4 separate regions of the Homo sapiens genome follow, and all the other regions are linked to region 4. A link is a loop called in an ENCODE intact Hi-C map of the cell type or tissue named here. Cell type or tissue: dorsolateral prefrontal cortex. All regions are shown on one strand. Each heading gives the region's core, and the rest is flanking DNA. Links, peaks and the distances in the headings are about the cores only. Region 1 overlaps TCF4 (transcription factor 4). Region 2 has its middle 11 kb from the start of LINC03035. Region 3 holds the start of LINC01415 (long intergenic non-protein coding RNA 1415). Region 4 overlaps TCF4 (transcription factor 4).

Region 1 (5,000 bases), core at 1-5,000, 150 kb before region 4:
GAAGCATGAGCCCACACCTATATCATGTTCCATGGAGAAAATGTGGAATGAACTTAGAGATTAAAAACTTTGGAGCCATAAGTGGGAGGATCCCATGAACTACCCTTTGACTTTCAAAGGGTGGATGGGTGGTCAGACCTTTCCACAGTCCTAATACTCTATAGCCCAGGCTTTTTCTTAATAATAACTTCCTCCTCTCTAGAAATGATTCTCTCCCTCTTTTTTCTGTTCTAGTGTAAAAATGGTGCCTGTGTGTATCCGAGTCTTTAAGAGGAAATGGACACATTGGCAAACCAGTGCCTCCTTTGGCTCTGTGATGTGGCTGCTGTTACTACTCAACTGGAGCACCCCTTATATTCCAGTCTCCCCAGAAATGCTCAGGAACAGTGGAGACTCAATGACAGAGGGTTGAGCCCTCCTGGTTTTTCAACTGGTGAAAGAGAAATTCAGATGGTTAAGGAGATAGCAGAGTAGCCAGCACTCCGGGAGCTGCTCTTATCTCTGCTATGAGGCTGTGCATGGGGAAGAGTAGGGCTGCTTGGAATGACCTCCTTACTTTTCATATATTGAAACATATTTCTTTTTCCTTGATATGCTCCTGTATTGTTTGAATTTTATTTTATTTTATTTTTTGTGGTAAGCATTGTTTTCTTAATTAACAATGAAAGGTTGTAGTCAATAAACTAGTACTTGATGAGATTTGAGAAAAACTACAAAACTGTAGATTGCAAGTTGGCATTTGACCAAGAAATTATGATTGTGCTCCTTGGATTTTTATGCTTAGGAAAGAGTGCACAAGAGGGAAAAAGCTTTCGGTCAGAAGATACCCATTCTAGTACTAGCTGGAATGGTGGTAAAGAATACGAAATGGTCTGAATGTCCATGGCTGTGTGATATTGGCGTATTTTGCTGTCCATGGGTCTAAGTGGATGGTATTATAGCTTTGAAAGAGTCATGGCAAAGGAGGGAACAGGTGTGTCCCAAACCCTAATGAACTCAGCAGATTGGCCTGGCATTCTGGCAATGTAGTCATTCAGCGGAGCCGTGGGGACTCCCTGGGTGGGGACCCAGCATGCTTCTGGAGGTACCTGGGAGGCGCTGGGAGTAGGGCCTGCTGTACTGGTTTGACTAATGTGGTGTAGGTGTTGATGTTGGAGAGTTGGTGGCCAGTCTCAGGCTCTGTTCTGGCACTACTCCAGCTTGTTGGTCATGAATGCAGATTGAGATTGAATGGCTCCTTACATTTCCCTTGAAGAAAGGCAGCTTTGTCTTCCAGGAATGAGCTGATGGCAGTGGCCGTGTGGACATTCTGCAGCTTTGGCACCCAGTAGCGATGGCCTGATTGCCTTGAAACTGGGAGCCTCTAGGGCCCTGAGAACTTGAGCAGGGCTGGACAAGCCTTGGAGCAGAACTTTGCTGTGAATTCTTTCATTGACTCGCAAAAGATGAAGGACTCTAATCCCTGATATCTACCTTTCCACTTGACCTTTTTAGTCTTCAGTGGTCTTTTAGAAGTAATTTTACCTGGCCGCGGTGGCTCATGCCTATAATCCTAGAACTTTGGGAGGCCTAGGCGGGCAGATCACCTGAGGCCAGGAGTTCGAGACCGGCCTGGCCAGCATAGTGAAACCCCATCTCTACTAAAAATACAAAATTAGCAGGGTGTGGTGGCTCACGCCTATAATCCTAGTTACTCGGGATGCTGAGGCAGGAGAATCACTTGAACCTGGGAGGCAGAGGCTGAAGTGAGCCAAGATCGTGCATTGCACTCCAGCCTGGGTGACAAGAGAGAAACCATCTAACAAAAAAAGTTATTTTATGAAAAACATTTGGAGGTTTTCTTTTGGGTATGGCAGGCAGATTGGCCTCTTATTTGGCATAGGTGAAGAAGAAGAGTTGAATAAAAGTAGTTGGGGCATAGAATGGCCATGCAAGTTCCCAACTAAATCAGGGTCAAGTTTAAATGTATTTGTATTTTGTTCAAATTCATCTTTATCTAAAACAGGCTGATGCTGTTTTGTCTCTGTGCTGCAGGTGGATAGCCACAAATTTGACTCTATAGTTACCAGTTATCCCCCTGCCACCCCTTGTTTTTCTTCCTGATTTCTCTACTTCCAATCAGCTGCTCTTTTAGAAACCAATAGAGAAGTGAGACGGGGTGGGGGCAGAGGAAGAGAGAAAGGGGGTAAGGGGGAGGGAGAAAGAGGAAAGAGAGGTTGTTTTTTGTCATTAGTGAGTAAAAATCTGTCGGGCTCGGGTAGTTTCTTAGTGAATTCAGCATTTAGTGATTAGATTAGAGGGGTATATTTGAGCTGAAGATTTTGGGAACTCACCTTTCTGCTCTACAGAATCCCTAGGTTTCTCCTTTAGCTCTACTTTCTGATTCATTCCATCCCCATCCACTGACCCCACCGCCAATATTGAGGTACTTGTGAAAGCTCAGAATCTCCAGTGTCCTCAAGGAGCTAGCCCCAAAGTGCCCCCTGGTGGCTAGAGGAGAAAAAGACAAGATGGAGGATGGGAAAAAGGTCAGGTGGATGGATAACTTTGGCTCTTCTTTTGGCTCTTCTTTTCTGATAGTATTTTTGTTAACAGCATCTAATGGGTTGTCTTCTTTCAGTATCAATGTGAACCAGCTCTGAATAGGTTAGTGTATCAATGTATTTCCCTTTTTGGGTGATTTTGCTGCAGGGATTTCTTTCCCTATGCCAGTTTTTGTTGGTCTGATTTTTGTTTCTAGGCATATTGCATTGACCTGAGCCTTCTCACAGTACTGATGACACTGGGGGTAGGGAGAACAGGAGCAGTTGAAGACGACACATGCTGTCACCTCATGTGCTGGTGTGAGTGGCGCAGGGAAGGGCTGTGATTTTTTATAGGCACACTGATTAGCCAAGCACTTGTCACCTCCACTGCCGCTCATTGGCCTACTGAGTGTGAGCGTGCCATCTAATTGACAGCTGTCTGTTGTCAGAGGGCCATCTTTTCTCCTTTTCAGTTTGAGTGAACACAACAGAGACATCTGCAGAGCTCTCTGCAGCTCTGACAAGGTTGCCCTGCCTGCCAACCCTCAGACTTCTAGGCAGCATAATTGAAGAGATCAGAAAAGAATATTAACCCGTTGACCATCTTGGGCTGAGGTGTAATGACCAAAAAGTCACTTTTTAAGGTGACTGTGAGTCTTTCTTAGTAGAGGAAGACATGAGATTCTCTGTCAGAAGAGTCAGGCCAGTAGGAAGTGCTATTTCTTGGTAGTGATTGTTCGTGGGGTTTCAGTTCATCTGAGCACTTGGAAGAGGATGAGAAGTTCATTTTCAAGGTAGACCCAGTGTTTCATGGTGGGGTTACACTGAAGCCTGAATGCTGGGTCACATCATTCATGTCTGATTTGGCTTGTGTAATGACAGTAGTGCTTTGGATGTGTGTAGTTTGGATGAGGGTTACTCTTTTTCTTTTACCGCCAGGCCTGACACTGCCCTTTTAGCGTAAGATTCCAGAATCTCTTATGCAGTAGCATGGAATGTATGGCCAACCCCGTAGTAACGTGGACTGCCTCTTTGGGACATTTCCTGTAAGCCAGAGATATCAAGGTGGACTTTGTGATGGGTAGATTGTTTATTATACAGATATCAGCTTGGGAATTTGAATGTTTAATTATTTGCCTTGTCGTAGTGTCTTCAAATGAAGCTCTATTTGAGCATCTACTGGGATTGGTACAATATGCAGACAAGCTGGCTTTGTGTGGGTCGAGTCACCTGTGCTTGCAGGATGGGGGTGCTTGCTATATTTGGAAGTGATTTAGTGGTATCCTAGGTTTATCAGGAGGAAAATACATCTTTGCATTTATTTGAACATTTGATTTAGAAAGGGACAGTGTGTGGGTATTGGATAAATTGCTTTTACTCTTTCTTTGCTTTGCATTGTTCTCCCCTCTGATGATTTGCAACTTAGCAAGCCTTCATCATTGAACCTGGGTGAAAAAGAAGATCTGAGAAGCCTTGAGTAATTTGTTTCAGACTGTTTATACTCTAGTGTTTTACAGATGTGGGCTTATTTGAGGAATAGTATTGGCGAAAGGTAGCGTCATTAAACTGGTTGGAGAAATTTCAGGCAAGTAGATAGAGAAATTTCAGGCAACTCCTTTTCCAAGTTGTTGCTCACAGATTATAATAGATGAATTCAGCAGAATGTTCTGACCTCCTAGACTAGGTCAGATAACTGAGTTCTTGTCCTAACTCAAATCCTAAGTAGCTGTTTCTTAAAGCTCTGTTCTGCCTCTGCAGAATGAAGGCTTGGCCTATATAGTGTATGAGATTCCTTCTAGCTTCAGGGTTTTGTAACTATCAGAATAGGTAATGAGGAAGGAGACTATGCCCTGGTAGCCTTTAGCCATATCACAAATATTTAACATACTCCCAAAATAGCACATACAAGACAGAAATTCTTTGTACTTGAAGGGAATAATAAATACAGAAAGCATTTGAGAAGTACACATTTAATTTCTGTTAACTCTTTTTTTCTTATTTATGTTTATTATTAGATGATAAATGACTTCCTTTTTTTTAGTATTAAAACAAGGTGATCAGGATAGTGAGAGGATTGGGTCAGGTGAAACACATGACTCACCTGCGTGCTTATGATTCCCCTTGGAAGATGGTTTTGGGTAACATTCTGGGAAAACTATGGATAAAGTCATAGGCTTCCATATTTAATTAATTCTAAGACTTTTTTTTCACATTTCAACATCTCAGAAATTTATGGTATGCCAATTCAATTGGCAACTTTTTTCCTCTCTTGGTAGGAAATAGATAATGATGTTTTTGACATTCAGTGGCATCTTATAGGTGATGAAATACAATTCTGAGGGGAGGAAGCAAGATTTTTTTTTTTTTAACTGAGAAAGGCTACGTGACTAAGTGACTTCTTTGTTTCAATGCTGACTAAAGCTGTGATGTCCTTTTTAATCACTTTGAAAGATTCAAATTGCTTTAGGAAGACAA
Region 2 (5,860 bases), core at 457-5,456, 140 kb after region 4:
ATTGCATCACAGCTATGCCTAATTCTTTATGTATTACCCATGGCTGCTTTCCTATTATAAAGGCAAAGTTGAGAAGTTGTGATAAAGACTGTATGACCTGCAAAGCCTAAAATATTTACTATCTTCCCCTTTACAGAAAATGTTTGCCAACCCTGTTCTAGACGTAAGTACCATATAAGCAAAAATAACATTAATCTTGTCTGCTATTGAATTCTTAGCTGTCATAACCCCAGGATTTAGCCCAAAGTAGATCTTCAATAAATATTTGTTGAATAAAGACAAATCTCACAATTTTATCCAGCACAGTGTTGTCTGTATGTTACAGCCAAGTAGAATGTCTAACGTTAACACAATTAAATTTTTAAAAAATCCATAATATTTTGTATTTGTTTCTGAGAATTGACCAATGGAAGGATGTCCATATGTTATTCTTAGCCTTTATACAGTATTTCTCATCCTGAAATTTAAAAAGAATGATTTCCAGTTCAATTAAACCCAGAAACCTCATTAGCAAGATGATAATGAGTTCATGTGACCTGTCCCCAGATCAGACCAACATTGACCAGTTTTACTAGAATTATTGGTTTTTGTGTAGACTCAGTAGCACATCCTGGTCCAGGTCAAATTTAAAAAATAATTTGGGAGTGCAGTGGCTCACACTTGCAGTCCCAGCTACTAGGGAGGCTGAAGTGGGAGGGCCACTTGAGTCCAGGAGTTCAAGACGAGCCTCGACGACCTAGGGAGATCCTTGTCTCTTAAAATAAATAATAATAATTTGGGATTCCCAGAGAGTTTCTCAGTGAAAATGTCAAACCTAACCAGATTAACCACTATTCCATAAGGACAAGAAGGAACTAAGATTTCCCATGCAAGTGAGTGACTAAAATTAAATTAACAAAATTAAGAGATAGACAGCAAGAAGCATGTTTGTGCTGCTTACTCTGAGTACTTGGACATCTCCTTTGTATTCACTCTAGGAGGCCCAGCTTACACCTGCCTCTAGCAGGGCTTATGGATTTTATTACCTCTCCAAATATGAAAAAATATAGACTTAGTTTGCAGACTCTTGACTTCCTCTGGGAGAGGGCTCAACATCAAAGCAACTATTTCTACAAACATTTAAAGCATCTTTTCTCTTCCTGCCTTCCTTCCCTGACTGCTTTGCTTTTGGAAACACTAAACACACCCAGTTTTCCAGGCTCCGATGGCTCAACAATACTACTTTTCCTTAGCAAGGAGCACATTACTGCCATGATTTATGGCTGGTGAGTAATTAGGAGCCTGTTGCTATGGTCTGGGGTTGAGATCAAAAGAACCATGTGTCAAAGTGAAGGGAGGGGTGACTGGAGCCCAGGCAGAAGGGTGGTGGTGTTTGTTTGTAATCCTAACCAGAGAGAAGCTGGGCCATCGCTTAATTGGGAAAAGGCTCAGCGTCTGAAGAAAGCTATGAAAGCGGAGCCTGTTCTAGAAAAAGAATCCGTGTGTTTTGCAAATCAACAATATTTAGTGATAGGTGAATCTCCAGGGGGCCTGGAGGCTGGACGGTTTGAATTAGTACTCAAAGGTTTGGAGAAAAAAAATGTGAAATGTATGAATACTGAGTATAAAAAAATTGCCCAAATTGGTTCGCTTATGAGATTTCTGGTATTTCCTTCTCTGGTCAAGAGGAAATGCCAAGGGAAGTACTGCAATATTTCAGTACTTCTGTATCTGCAATCCAATTTCCCAACGAATATCGATTCTCTCTTTCTCTTTATCCCTCCTCCTTCCTGGCCATGGAGGAGGACTTTGGCGGCAGAGATATGGAGCACATGGGTGGGTCCAAGCGTGGCTGGATGGAGGTTCATGGAGCTGGTTGGGGGTGGGGTAGGCAGGGGGTGAACCAGCTGGGCTCTGAGGGCTCTGGGGTTTCATCTGCTCTATATTTATGACTTTCTATAAATCACAACTGGGGCAATGGGAAAGGCCTTGGACAGAGTATAAGGAAACCAGTTTTCCAGTCCTGGCTTTGTTTCTAACGAGCTGTGTGGCCTTAGGCAAGTCAAGATTTCTGGGTCTCAGTTTCCTTATCTGTCAAATGAGATTGACTGACTTTGATGTACTCTAAGCTCCCATTCAGCTCTCAAATGCTATGGTCAGATTCCCCTACTTCAGCCCTTGAAACTGCAATGGGCACTCCCTTTCTGAGTAGAGGTCCCGTTCCACATTCCTTTTGAGACAGGAACGCTGAACCTGGGTGCAACTGGAAGGCATTTTAAAATGGAATATTCAATTCTGAAAGAGAAGCATTTGGATTCAAACACACACAGAGTGCAGATTGCGTGGACTGAACCGAAAGGACCTTTTTGGTGTTCACAAAGTAAACATAAAGCAACTGCGACCTCATTCACCTTGTGAAACCACAGATATCCAGATGATGCGATTAGGAACAGGGCTGCACAAAGTTAAAGTCCTTTCTCAGTGTTTGGACAAACCGACAGTGCAGTGGAAGGGATGGCTTCAATTTGCAGGGGGATTTTCCAACTCTTACCCACTTTGCCAGATAGAGTTGCAGATGACATTGGAAAAGCTAGGACCCTTTAGAAGATGTGTGTGTGTGTGTGTGTGTGTGTGTGCGTGTGTGTGCGTGTGTGCATGTGAGAGAGAGAGAGAGACAGAGAGACAGACAGAGGGACAGAGAGAGAGAGAAAGCAAGGATGAGCATCATGTGGGCTCAGGCTGCTGGGGCCTTGGCTCTGCCCACATGACCAGTAAACCATGCTGCCATCTAGTGTGGGCTCAGAAACTTCTTGGCGTGCTTAAGAGACATGGATGAGCATAAAGAAATGAAGGCATGAGTACGCAAAAGCTCCCAGGAAGAGGCACCATTAGTGTTAAGTGATGAGACCCCCATGGCCTCCTTTCTCCCTCTGATCACCCCATTTCTAGTTAAACACACACTTGCTTCTCTACGTAGCCTTCTTAGCACTTATGAAAAAAATCCCAAATTCCACATGAAGGCTCTGCCCATTGATAGTCATGCATTCTCCTTTTGAAAAGTAAAAAGTTAACATCAAAGGTCATAAAAAAAGTAAACTATTTGGCAGAAAACCAGGGGAAGAATATACAGATTATCCCTCACTGTGTTCCTCAACAGGAAAAGTGTCAACCTGGAGAAGTTTACTTTGCAAATTATAAAAGGGGATTTTATTTTCAAGTTAGCGAAAGGTGGGTATCTCAGGATTGACGTGACGCCATGAAATTGTACCCCTGAACGTCTCTCTGGAGCACATGCCCTACAGTGGAAAGGTATTCTTGATAAGGCAGATAATGGGTGGAATTATGCTAATCAAGAAAACCTTACAGGGTGAATAATTTAGTAACCCTTTTCTGAGAATAAGTGCCTATTTTAAAGTTCTAAATGACACCATAAATGTAGTCAGGCATAGATTTCCATACTGATATGGGATAATAAACACAGCCGGAGTCTGAAGCACCTTGAGGGACATCCTGCTGTGCTTATTATCCTGTACTTCCCTACTAATCACTGGAGCCTAAACCTTAATCCTCATGGCTTTGTTTACCTAGCACTTTGTCAAGTCCAATACATTTTGGTTCTTTTACCTTTCCCGGAAAGACAGCTGTAAGTATGGAACTTTGTCATTTTTCTCCTCCGCATGGACTTGAGATCTTTTGTTATAGTCTGAAGTCCACATTTTAAAATTTGAATTGCTGCTCCAGAATTTTTAAAAATACGTGATTAGCATCACATGGATGCTGAATAAGTCTTACGTTGCTATCTACAAACTTCACTCAAACACTAACAGTGTTTATGTTTCTAGACATTCTCCCATTGCCACTTTGGCTGACTTCATAGGGAGTAAATAGTGACAAAGCTTTGAAGGAATAAATTTGTTTTACTATAATACTGCTCTATTGTTTTGCATATTTGGGTTTTGCCAAAGATTCATTTCCTCAAAAACTTCCAGTGATAAGAAAAGTTGAAAGTCCACTCTCCCATCTCTATTCTTTTATATCTGCAGTGATTTGTGTCAAAGACACACGCTGATAGACCCTCTTAGCAGAACTCGGGCTGCAAATCTTACTGGTGATCTCACTTACTTAAACCATCTGAGGAAACAGGAGGGCTGGGAGAGAGAAGTCACTGTACAACTCTCTCTGAACAGTGACCAAATGTTCAACCAGATGCATGAGGAATGGGCTAAATGCAAACCTCAACTCAACCCTTCTGGAAGAGGAGTAAAGGTTCTGGTGATACTCAACTATGTGAGTAGTGGGAAGGGAAAGGGGACAGGAAAAAGACCATAGGATGGGACCATGTTTGTTCTGTGCCCACGTCACAATGCTCTTATTATTTCCCATGTGGGAGAGATGTATGCACTGACCACTGACTTTTAAATAGGTTATGGATCCCTAAGCCCTCACACAGGATGTCTTTGAAGGTTCATGTGGAGAAGGATGTCTTCTTCCTGCAGCATTGCAGCAGCTCTCTACAGGGCAGGTTTCAGGTGGTGGACTATGTTAAGTAAATAGGGACAAAGGTGACAAAAACATATCTAACACTATGAATGAAAAGTTGGGAATAAAGACTGAAAGGGTTTGGTGAAGTGCACAGACTTGGAAGTTAGGTGTGTGGGTTTTAACTCCAGATTGACCCCTTCTGAATTGTATAAGTTGTTTAACTATGCTCTGCCTCCATTTGTTCATCTTTAAATGAGTAGGTGTTTTTATGACAATAAAAACCACTACTACTATTATAGAGACAATAATACCTACTTATGGGATTGTTGCAATGATTACACAAATTAACAGGTATAAAGTATATAGAACAATGTCTTGCATGTAGTAATTGGTCAAGACATGTTATGAATTATTATGTCATTGTTAAAGGAAAAATTGGGTCTGGGTACTCTTAGCGTAACAAATAAAAAAGAGACAATGAGCTCAATTTTTGAACATATTCATATCCATGGATCAGTAGATCACCTAAGTTATATACCAATCAGTTTTGCTTTGGACCAAGCAGGAGATTCAGAGGCCCAGGACTGGCTGCATAATTTGCAGGCCCCCATGCACAATAAAAATGGGAATGTCTTGTTCAAAAATCATTAAGAATTTCAAGATGGTGACTGACAGCAGAACATTAAACCAAGCATGGAGCCCTTCTAAACATATGGTCCTGTGTGACTGCACAGGTTGCACACCCATGAGGCTTGCCCTGCAAAGGCCACATAAATCATGGCCTCTAGATGCACAGAGCTTACCCTCTAGCCCTCAACTCCTATGTGACCTTTTTCTTTTCACTTGGTACCTGTTGTTTCATCCTTTTGTGGTAGTGTGTTTGGTGTTTGAATTCATGGCTCAAAACACATGCTTCCTGGAAATCATGTAAGAGCCTTCAGATCCTGTCTCTATTTTCCCATATTTCCTGCCCTCTTCAATTCACTGCAATCTGGCTCTTGCCCCCCACCTGCCAAATCCCCATCATATTCTAACACCACTATCATCTGCTCTGAATTTTTGTGGGTGGAAACCAATGGCTTCTTAATTTTCTTCTTACAGTATTTGTCTCATTTAAACTATATAATCATTTACAGCTTGACAATGGATGACATTATCCTAAAATTCTCCTCTCTAACTTCAGTATATGTTACTTCAAAGTTCCCTATGTTTCTCTTCTCTTTTTCTGTTTTTTCTTTTTTTTTTTTTTTTCACTTCCTCAATAGCTCATAGTCCTCAGGGATTTATTTGTAATTTTCAGTCCTTGTTCTCATTCTTTCTCTACACATGCTCCTTGAGGATCTTACTTGCTCTGATGACTTCAGCTACCACTAAACAATGTCAATTCTCAAATAAGTAT
Region 3 (5,860 bases), core at 440-5,439, 550 kb before region 4:
TTACAAATAATTAAAACTCTGTTTGAAAATGGAGATGTTTTCCACAGCTTTCCTGTGTATGCATGATGTCATCGATATTCAAGAGTGTAAATATTGACTAGTTATTGCTGGTAGCCAGAAGGAGCAAAATCCCCTTTGAAATAATAATGTGGAGTGTGTGTATATAACATATACATATGTATGCACACACATATGCATAGAGATGTTAAATATATAGTCATATAGGGAGAGAGAAAATATAGATTTCACTTTATATGACAGTTGAATAGCTATACTTTAAACAACCTATGTTCACTGCCAGTACAGTTCTAGTGTGACTGTGTATGTATGTATGTGTGTGTGTGTATGTGTATGATATGCAAAGAAAACGCAAAAATATTTCTGAAATTTTTTATCTGTGTTTTTGGTTTTTTTTCTTAACATGATAATGAGAGATATTATAAAGCACACCTTTTGTCTTTAAAAAATAACCTCTTCATTGTTTAGATTAGTATCTAGAAATAGAAGATTTTAGAGCTTGCATGGATGGAATTAATAATCTTATCTTATTTTCATAATATTTTAAGCTCACCTTAAATCCTTTTGGGGTGGAAGTAGAGTACCATTAATACATAAATTAAAATCCTGAAAATGGCTCCTTCATTTGACAATTTTTCATTTAAGAGACATGGGACTTAGAAAATTTTTGAGATTTAAAAAAATCCCTCCAGATTATTATTTCAATTGACTCATTTAGCTAAGAACGACTAAAGATATCAGCACATTTGGGAGTGTGAAGATACTGAAGAAACAAAAGCCATTTCCTTTCTCCATGGAGCTTCCAATTCCGAGCCAGATGTAACATACGTGCATGTGTGGGTTTTATCAACTACAGAATTGGGCTCTCTACAAGAAGTCATTGGGTGTTGCAAACAATAAGTGCAAAAAGAGAAAAGGAAGCAATCTGTACAGGTGAAGAACTGACAGGAAAGAGGTAAGCCTCACCTATGACAAAATGAATTGTGGATGCTGGATCACTGAAGTAGGAGAGAGGATGGCAGTGCAAATCAGAGAAATGTCATTAAAAAGGGGGGGTGCGTGCACACAGTAAGTTGGGAGAAATAAAAATCAGAGAGTAGAATGAATTTGAGACTATGAACTAGATTAATTAAGATTTATGGTCTTGGCCAGGCGTGGTGGCTCATGCCTGTAATCCCAGCACTCTGGGAGGCTGGGGCAGGTGGTTAACCTGAGTCCATGAGTTCAAGACTAGCCTGGACAACATGGTAAAACCTTGTCTCTACAAAAAAATAAAAATTAAAATTCTAACAATTAGCCAGCTGTGGTGGTGCACAACAGTAAGTCCCAGCTACTCAGGAGGCTGAGGTGGGAGGATCGCTTGATCCTGGGAGGCAGAGGTTGCAGTGAGCCATGATGGCACCACTGCACTCAAGCCTGGGCGACACAGCAATACCCTGCCTGAAAAGAAAAATTAAAAATTAAAAAAAAAACTTATGGTCTTATGAGTGGGCTTTCAGTTCCATTTTTGGCTTTACAAGATTCCCACTCAATCAAAATTACACATACAAAATGGAGTGAAGAAAAGCTTTGCATTTACTTAGGAGGTGAAAGAACCATGATAATGTTGGCCCATCCATTTTAACTATGTTAGTGAACATTAAAGTTTGCTCCTTTAAGTGATTTGCCCATGTGTAGGTAGGGAATGTATTTCACACATCTTTTAGACTCTCCACTGTATGGACCAAGAGCAGGACTGACTGACTACACGTTGATAAATTGTTTCAGGCCACTATACTGGATATACTGAATAGACTGAGTGAAATCTCCCCGACGATCTTCACAGATGACTGGAGTCCACAGAAGTCCCTGACCCCCAGTGTTAAAGAGGCCATTACGAATACAGGTTATTATTAGGATAGGAGATATTGTCTGGAATTAAAGTCACCACCAGTCAAATTGGCTGGTACCAGATTCCTGTGATATCTTTGTGCTGTCAACACATACAAAGAGAAGTGTGTGAAAATTATTCAGTCAAAGAATAACTAGCCTAACAAAGGGAACAATTCTGGACAAAAAGTAATCCCGTTTGATTCCAAGAGTAATCCTGTCCGCAGGACAGCTTGGCAAATCCCCCACTTGAAATTTTGTTTTAGAAACACGTTCTCTGACAAGGCAAGAATTCCTCCTAAGATGACATACAGAATTCAGGCCCGAAGCCTGGAAGTCTTGCTCTGAGGCCCATCAGCATGGAAACAGGCCTTTTTAAAGGAAATAATCCAGATATTTTCTTTTTCCTGATGCCTGTGTAGACGTGTTTCCTTGCAGCTCCTTTCAGTTGGCCTGAATGCGGGAAAGCACCAGGGGGAGCTCACACATCTTCCTTCTTTTTCTCCCCCTCTTACAGAAGGTTGGCTCTTGTATCCTAGCAAAAGGGTGGGTCAAAAACAACAACATGCATGAAATGATTCAGAAAGGTAAACAAAGGCAATTCGTTCTGTAAAAATACTCTAGATTCTTTCTGAGGACTGGGCACTACACTGCTCATAGTGGGCACCTAAAGTCAGCATTCAGCCAACTCAGCGGGCTTTAAGATGGAGACTCTTAAACCTCCTGCATCAAAAAGACATAAGGGAATGTCCCTGAGAAGAGCCTGTGTCTCCTTTGAAGAGAGAGAGAGAGATTGATTCTGCCTCCTTGCAATTCGAACCGGCATTTTCCAGAACACTCCAATTTGAATCACAGTGGAGGGTCATGGGAGGGATTTGGCACAGGGGAGTCTTGGGTCTTTGGTTTTCCACATTGATCAATGGGATTGATTTTTTCTGTTTTTGTTTTTGTTTTAAAAGAAGAGAATTAGTTCCTTTTTCTGTCTCCAGGATTGAAAACATGAAGGCAAAGAAGAGAAACTCACAATATGTCATTAACTTTGGGTTATCAATATTAGTGGAAAGAATCAATGGTGCAAAGAATCCTAAAGGACTAGATAATCCGCATATTCGACTTCCTGATTATGTGTTACTGACACTAACATTTCAGAGTGTGGAGACCCTGCCCCATCTGGGGAGAGGGAGAGACAAAGACCCCCTGCTTCTGGTACTTGATTCACACATAATGCCCTCCATTTACTGCTTTCAAGAAATAACCTGTTTCTAATCTTAAATTTCAATCTACTGATCACAAAATCATAGAGATCTTAGCCTTGAAAGAGACTTCATGAGACCATGTGACCAACTTTCTGACGCAGGTGAGATATCATTGTTTTGCATTTTATTTTATAGAGGAAGTCACTGAGATTCAGAAAGGAAAATTAAAGAGGCCGGGTCTCAGTTGAGTGATTTTTCTCCGTAGATTAAAAAATCCATTCAGTATCCAGTTCCCCTTCCCCACCTACTCCTCCTAATAAGGCTGTGAATAGCGTTTTTTATATCCCAAGTCTAAACTTTGAGCCATTGGCAACCCTTAGGAGGAAAGAGATGAATCACAAGGGATTGTGGAATCATTAGAAATTGAGGTAGCTGAACATCTGGGGGAACGCTCGGCTTGATTCAAAACTCTCATCAAATGTGGTTTTCTCCTGGGTGGGAGGCCGCTGAGCCGCAGGGAAGCTGCGGGGCCAGCTGAGTAGCCGGCGGCCTGTTGGGTCCCCAGTGTCGCGCGACAGCACGACCCGAGACAAGGCACCTGGGGCTGGTGCCAGGCAGAGGCCCCGCGTTGCGTGGCCGGCGGCAACAGCGCCTGGCGGTCGGTTCCGGGCGGGGCTGCAGGCGCCGGGTTCCCGCGGCCGCGAGGCGGGGCTGGAGGGCGCTGCGGGCTGCGCGGAGGCTGCGGGAAGCGCGGGGAGCACGCGGAGCCCGACTAGCAGGGAGATCGCGTCGCGCCGGGCACAGGCACGGGACCCGCGCTCTAGGAGGGCGCAGCGAGAGGCGCACTGCGCACCCAGGGGCTGCGGTCCCGGCCGCCGTGCGGTGACAAGCTGACTCCCCGCCGCCGCCCAGCCAAGTCCGCGCGGGGTGCTGGCGGAGATGTCGCATGGGAGGCTTCTTCAACGAGGTGCAAATCCAAGCCACCTCGCCTGAGTGAATGAAGGGACGGCGCGGGGCGCGGGTGGGGTTCACCGTGACAAAAGCCCAGTACCTGGTTCAAACTTTTTTTTTTTTTTTGCCCGCAGGATTAGAACATCCGACATTAAAATGTCTCAGTGCAGCAGAATTTCCCAGCGACTTCGGTGGCGGGAGAGCAGCACCTCTCAGGCACAGCTGTGCGCATCCCTCGGGCCCCACCGACCGCACCATCTGACCGCGGGAAACGAAATCTGAGCTCAGGAATTTGAACTGCCCCACGCACGTTCGTTCCCGGATAAATCTCCTAGAGGACCGTGATTTTTCCACTTAGAGATTATTTAGGGAGATGTCCTGGATGGGACAAGTAGACAAATGGCGGCCCGAGGAAAATGCAGGAAACTCTACATTGTAGACGCTTAAGCACCAACTGTCTGGGCCCCGGGGCAGGGAACGGGAGACATTATCCACCGGAAACATCACACCCCCGGGGCTCCTGGCATTTTCTACATCAGTGAATGTGCCAGCGAAGAAGAGTGTGGGGAAATTTTCTGAACATAGAATTCATATTCCTGAAACGTTAAGTCGTGAAGTGGGTGCTTCAGCTGTCCCCCAGCTTTAGGATTTTAACCCAGCTTTGGTTTTGATCACCGAGAGTTATTCCTTATAATCAAATCAGCAAAAGCGTTCAATTACCTATTACTGGTTGAGAAAGATTCCGTTCCCCCAGCTCATTGTATCGGTTCTTGGACCCAAGATGTTAATTATCGGCCAGGCATTCACAGGGGGTTAATATGGCCCCCCTCGACACCTTGCCTCGTACCAGAGACACCAAAAGCTGCCGCTGAGGGATAATAGAGAATGGGAAAAGCTGGTCATGAAAAACCTCTTTTATTCTTACTTGCAAGCTACCCTTTTGACATTCTTTTTTTAACACTAAATGGAGATTACTGAATTGATAACTTTTGGGTTTTCTCTGTCACACTGGGGTTTTTTTCCCCCCGTTTGTTTGTAAGGTTTTTTTGGTTTTGGTTTTGGTTTTGGGGGGAGGGGAAGGGGGAAGTGGATAGGGAGATGGAAGAGTGTTCTGTTACTGGTTTTATCAAATCCTGTTAGGTCTTGTTCTTCAGTGTAATGTAGAATGGAGAAGTTGCATAAGTACATGATTGACAAACAAGGTCTCTTAGAAGAGAGTTAAGGAGTAGGAAATATAATGTGTCCTGGAGAAAAAGAAAGAGAAAACCCTTAGTATGACACACTGGCCTTTAAATAGAGGACACATGAATATGCAAAGGAGAGGCACGTGTGAAATAAGGTGTGCCTTGCTGAGCCCTCCCGCCCCCACCCCCCATGTATCAAGAACTTTACTTACATTATCTCATCTAATTCTACCCACAACCCAAGAGGAAGGGCGATACTTTTAATTCGGGTTTTTACAGACAAGAAATTTGTATCTCAGAGGCCCAAAGTAAATTGCCTGAGGGCATATAGCTACTTAGGACAGAATTAGAATTGATTAAAGAGTCAAAAATTCTTTGAGAATTAATGTTTTAAACTCTCGATTAGTTACCAAGGGAATCTGAGAAATTAATTAACTTTTGGGGGGATCTTTAGATTAGTGGGGAAATTATGTTAAGCCCAAAGAAAGACAAGCCCGTGAATTTTCTTGTTATCTATGAAGTGGTTTGGTGAAAGGTGTGACAATTTGAGAAAACTGAAAAGTGCTGAAATTCCTTTAATAAGGTTCTGTTTAAACTGATAGAGCTACCAGATATAATTAGGCAGATATCCATTTTCTTCTG
Region 4 (5,000 bases), core at 1-5,000:
CTGTGGTTACCTTCAGTGATTTTGACTTAGAGTCATCCTTTGTAGAAATTCAAGAAATTAGATCCATTGGGAATACAAATAAATATGAATCAGCACGAAGAATTATTTAGGTTTATATTGATTGACAGACATAAAGAGCCACCATTTGATCAAGGCCTGTAAAAATTCATGCTTACAAGTTGACATCTTAGATTGAAAGGATAATCATTGATTGAATCCGTTTTCTAATGCATGAATATAAAAATAGCAAATCAAAACCTCAATGGAAAATAGCTATCATGCTTCTGAATAAAAATTAAAATATATAAGAGAGTGAGTTACAAATGGTTGCTGGAGCAGGTGGGCGTGGTCTGCCTATAAGAGAGCAGACTTCAGTCACAGAGGAAAGGAGTGGTGTGGCAGGCAACAGGGTTGAATATGTTTAAAAAAAAAAAAAGGTTTGTACTTAACGCCACAGAGCTCTAGAAGCTGAAACTAGAATCAGTGAGTGAAATCTACAAAGAGGCCAATTTGTGGTAAAAATGGAATGGGCTTCTTTGGGAGATATCAGTCTCAGTACATTTGAAGCACCCCACAGAGGCCAAATAACCACCATTCAGAAAGTTCTGTGTTGCGACACAGGCACCGGGGAGCAGTGCTGGACTTCCTACATCTCTCTGCTGAAACATTCATTTATACTTCCTGAGGCTCATAAGCCTCAAGTGTTGTCTTATTCTTGCTGTATTTTGAATCCAAACAATTAATATGATTTATGTGATCATCTCCACCCAAAATTTAAAAAAAAGTTGGAGTGCATACACACACACACACACACACACACATGCACACATGAATATAAAAATGGCATACTTCAGGATCAATTACTTAAATATATTTTCAGTAAAAAGCAAAATATTATAGGTGATACTTAATACATGGCTGCCTTTAAATAGCATGTGCTTATTAGGTCCTGTGAATTTGTTGTTGGTTCAGATACTTATTGTTGATGCATTCTTTGGAAATACCCTTTTAAAATATATTGGTAACACAAGAGTGATGATTCTCCTTTCTGGTTTCATATTTTTGACTGGAAAAAAAAATAAACCTGATTCATAGCAGTATAAATGTATGGTTAATTTTTTGTGTTTTAGACCCACCGTCCTGTGTAAATGCTCACTTAACCATAGGCTAAGAAAATACTTGGAAATAGAAAAGAAAATGTGAACTACTGATTGTCCTCTTAGTTGACAAATGCTTCATGTTTTCGCTTGAAGGCATGTGCTATGAAGTAGGCAGTTGCTGTCTCAGTGCCACAAGTTCAATGTCTCTGGACCCCAGAGTCGATAGTAGTAGTTAATAAAAAGCTCAGCAGTATTTTTTTAATGAAGTAATCATGCTGTACTCTATAATTTTATTCTTGGAAGCATAAAGAGTATTTACAATATGGTGTCTTTCTAGGGTCAGAATAGTGAGGAAAAAAATGGAAAAATGTCCAAACATCCTTCCTTGCATGGCAATGATGGCATTACTGGTGTGTTTAATAAAACCTTTATTGGTACATTTTCCGGTGTGGTGGCATTGGCAGAAACCATCCCCCTTTGGATTTGGAACTCAGCAGCTGATGAAATACAGTAAACATTAATTTGGAATGGGCTGCCAGTTTTGGAAAGCCAGGTGACATTTTATTATATTTGTACCAAGCAGAGGCTGTGTCCCATACTGCTGTAGCTTCCGCTGTCAGAGGCTTAGCTGGCATTATGGAAAAAAAAAAATGGCAGGCCTGAGAATCTTATCCCCTGAAATGAAAGTCGAATGCCAAATTGAAATTCCTGTAGGATTTCCGATAGCAATGGGGGAATTGAGAAGCTCACAATTAAGCATATGGGCATTAAGATAATTGTCAGATCTGTTGGCGGACATGATAGAAGACAGATGGGTACGAATCAGTGCGCTCCACTGCAGCACCCTGGGAGGCAATTTGACGTTTTACCTGCCTGAGCTACTCTGCCATATTTGTCACTGAATGTACAGCACGGCATCTTACTGAGTGTTAAGTGTTTTCGCCGGGAACTATAGGTGCATGTGCGGTCCTTCAGCGCCCTCTAGTGAAACGCGTTTGGGAGTATGGTTTTTGAAAAGCCAGCCTTCATCAGGTCCTCTTGGCCTCTGGAAATAGCTGTCGCACCTCCGGTTCCTGCTCACCTCTCTGGTTCCTCTCGCCCTTTCAGGTGGGGACCCATCGTGAAGATGGCGTGGCCCTGAGAGGCAGCCATTCTCTTCTGCCAAACCAGGTTCCGGTTCCACAGCTTCCTGTCCAGTCTGCGACTTCCCCTGACCTGAACCCACCCCAGGACCCTTACAGAGGTAGGTTGGCCTCACCAGGGCACTTCTGACCTCACTTTCACAATAGGACCAGTGTTGATACCCAGCCTCTTGGTGTTCATCCCTCAAGAAGCACTGGCAGAAACCCAGGAATCAAATTGGGCACAAAAATGGTAAGGAAATGGCAAAGTATTTAGAACTTCGCCCGCTAATTGTGTTTCTCCAGGGACTGTTTTCCTCAAACATCCTCTGAAATCCTGGTCCTATATCAGCAGGGAATGAGGCCACAGACTGATGAGAGGAAATTTTATTTTAGCTATTTCCACATTTTTCTCATTCAGGTCCTCTAATGTGGTTAGTTGTGGCCTGAAAATGATATTTCCAAATGAATAGGAAGGAAGGAAATTGTTTTTGTTGTTTAAGATGGAAGGAAATATAGGTGCATTTAAAAAATGGAGCTTGGTTGCATGATTTTCGCTCTTGAGTCATCTAGCCCTCTAATGATTGCCTCATACCGGTGATTACGAGCGGCTTTTCATGACCCCAGGAAGTTGGGCTATTGCTGGCCAGCTGACTAGGAGTCGCTTAGATAACATCTTCTCAGTCCCTTCACATTTAATATAAAAATGATAACATTGCCACAGGAATACATGTGGGCATTTTTTCAGCTGTTCAACATTGTACAGATCTGAGTGTCAATTATATGTATGGGTATGTCTGCCCATTTTTTATGAATAATAATCATTTTATGGACTTTTTTTTTTTTTTTTTTTGACAGAGCCTCACTCTGTCGCCCAGGCTGGAGTACAGTGGTGCGATCTCAGCTCACTGCAACCTCCACCTCCCAGGTTCAAGCGATTCTCCTGCCTCAGCCTCCCAGGGGGTAGCTAGGATTACAGACATGCATCACCATGCCTGGCTATTTTTCGTATTTTTAGTAGAGACAGGGTTTCACCACATTAGCCAGGCTGGTCTTGAATTCCTGACCTCAAGTGATGCACCCGCCTCAGCCTCCCGAAGTGCTGGGATTACAGGTGTGAACCACCACAACTGGCCAGGACCTTTCTTATCAGGAGGCTTTGGATTTTGCCCTCTTTGTCCTAAACCTGTGCTTCTCAAACTGCACATAAGCACAACCTGAGCATCTTGTTAAAATGCAGATTCCACTTCTGTAGGTCTGGGATTGTCCATTTCTAATGGGCTCACAGATGATGAGGCCGCATGGACCAAAGTTTGAGTGGCAAGGTTCTAGAATACACAGATTACAAATAAAGAGGAATACTTGACAGATATGCTTCTACCTTTAAAAAAATTACTACATTAGGGTCGTGTTTTAAAATGCAGTGTGACTTGGAAAGTTGAGCAATGATAAAGCTAGAAATTTCTAAAATGAGTAGCAAACTGCCTTCCATATGTACCATTTTAAAATGCTGATTACTTCTTGAGAATAAGAGAAGCCTAATTTCAGAATATCATTAGGGTACCTATTGAAGTCTTGACTGCACATATTTAGCATACTCCCTGGGAATTATATTTTAAGGACATTTTTCTATTAAATCATTGCATATGGAAGAAACTCAATATAATAGCTGATATTTACTTGGGTTCTTAATCAGAACATTGGCTGTGTGATTTTCATGATTATGATTTTCATTGCAATTAAGTTGATGTTTTGTAGACAGTGAAATTACCATCTACTCCAAAAGATTGCAAAATAGAATTTAACCTTAGAGCCAATGCAGGGAAAACTTGTTTCTGCAGGTGCATTTTTTGAAACTTCAACAGATAGCAGGGGGAAAAAAAAGTGACAGAAGGATCACAGTTCAGCAGTATGAATTGTCTGCTGGCAGCCTTGCAATCTGGTGTGCAGGCAGTGAGATTGTGGTGTACATGTCACCTGATTTCTCTTTTTCGGCAGGCATGCCACCAGGACTACAGGGGCAGAGTGTCTCCTCTGGCAGCTCTGAGATCAAATCCGATGACGAGGGTGATGAGAACCTGCAAGACACGAAATCTTCGGAGGACAAGAAATTAGATGACGACAAGAAGGATATCAAATCAATTACTAGGTCAAGATCTAGGTAACAGTATATAATACTGTCGCTTCATTTAATTCCTTTATTGGACTTTGATGAAGTGAACAGAACGGGAAGAAACTATTCAGTTTTTTCCTGGCAGGTAAATTTACAGCTGAAAAGAAAATTAAAGGCCTACTCTAGAAGTACTAAAAGTATCGTTTCAGATACCTGTACTCTATTGGAGCCTAAACTGTTTTGGCATTTATGAATCTGGACCCAATGCTAATGACACACAGTGAAAAAATTTGTCTCTGATTCAAGTACAGTTTATTTGTAAAACTATACTTATTCTACAAATTTGGTCAGAAATGTTGTGTCTATAATATTTCTAAAAAGAGATTGTAGCCATGTTAAAAACTCAACTGATGTATGTGCCAACTATAACTCTTTTCTTACCTCTAAAGTAAGAAAATAATTTCCTAGATTTATCCTAAACATGCTGATGTATATAAGAGTAATACCTTAATTGTTTATGGTTTTTCTTCCTGGACACTCTTTTCTACAGAAAACACAACTGCAGGAAAATAGCTTCTGTCTGGTTTTCTTAAATATCTGCTATCTTTAAATTCAAATCTATATCTCCTTGAACTTTAATCTGGTAATCAGATGGTTTTTGAATAC

Evidence for each region. Peaks named below come from ENCODE experiments on the same cell type or tissue, not always from the same donor. Only the 100,000 strongest peaks of a DNase experiment are listed, where the experiment ranks them.
Region 1: it touches region 4 in a loop (3-fold over the local background); 4 of 110 quality-filtered maps call a loop at or near these places.
Region 2: a loop joins it to region 4, with 4 times the contacts of the local background. A loop is called at or near these places in 19 of 110 quality-filtered maps.
Region 3: a loop joins it to region 4, with 8 times the contacts of the local background. A loop is called at or near these places in 56 of 110 quality-filtered maps.

Annotation. Positions count from the first base shown.
Region 1 is chr18:55,382,223-55,387,222 of GRCh38, reverse strand. The region is part of intron 6 of TCF4 (transcription factor 4); the gene reads left to right. Among named protein-coding and RNA genes, the nearest start is that of TCF4-AS1, 68 kb to the left of the region's middle. In dorsolateral prefrontal cortex, for the core only: a CTCF peak has its summit at 2,498 (motif pointing left); DNase peaks (open chromatin) are centred at 1,252, 2,468 and 2,893; H3K4me3 peaks cover 823 bases; H3K27ac peaks cover 5,000 bases.
Region 2 is chr18:55,093,385-55,099,244 of GRCh38, reverse strand. No RefSeq gene overlaps it. Among named protein-coding and RNA genes, the nearest start is that of LINC03035, 11 kb to the right of the region's middle. In dorsolateral prefrontal cortex, for the core only: a CTCF peak has its summit at 2,789 (motif pointing left); a DNase peak (open chromatin) is centred at 2,744.
Region 3 is chr18:55,778,339-55,784,198 of GRCh38, reverse strand. LINC01415 (long intergenic non-protein coding RNA 1415) reads left to right here and starts at 2,474. Exons shown (of 2, transcript NR_145452.1): 1 at 2,474-3,244; 2 at 4,169-5,860. The region is part of intron 2 of LOC105372130 (a long non-coding RNA gene); the gene reads right to left. In dorsolateral prefrontal cortex, for the core only: CTCF peaks have their summits at 2,350 (motif pointing right), 3,550 and 3,756; DNase peaks (open chromatin) are centred at 2,348, 3,668, 3,878, 4,418 and 1 weaker place; H3K4me3 peaks cover 2,367 bases; H3K27ac peaks cover 3,527 bases.
Region 4 is chr18:55,231,891-55,236,890 of GRCh38, reverse strand. It overlaps TCF4 (transcription factor 4), which reads left to right. Exons shown (of 20, transcript NM_001083962.2): 16 at 2,208-2,343; 17 at 4,220-4,382. Among named protein-coding and RNA genes, the nearest start is that of LINC01929, 110 kb to the right of the region's middle. RefSeq lists an enhancer at 1,939-2,233. In dorsolateral prefrontal cortex, for the core only: CTCF peaks have their summits at 1,876 and 2,076 (motif pointing left); a DNase peak (open chromatin) is centred at 2,080; H3K4me3 peaks cover 731 bases; H3K27ac peaks cover 5,000 bases.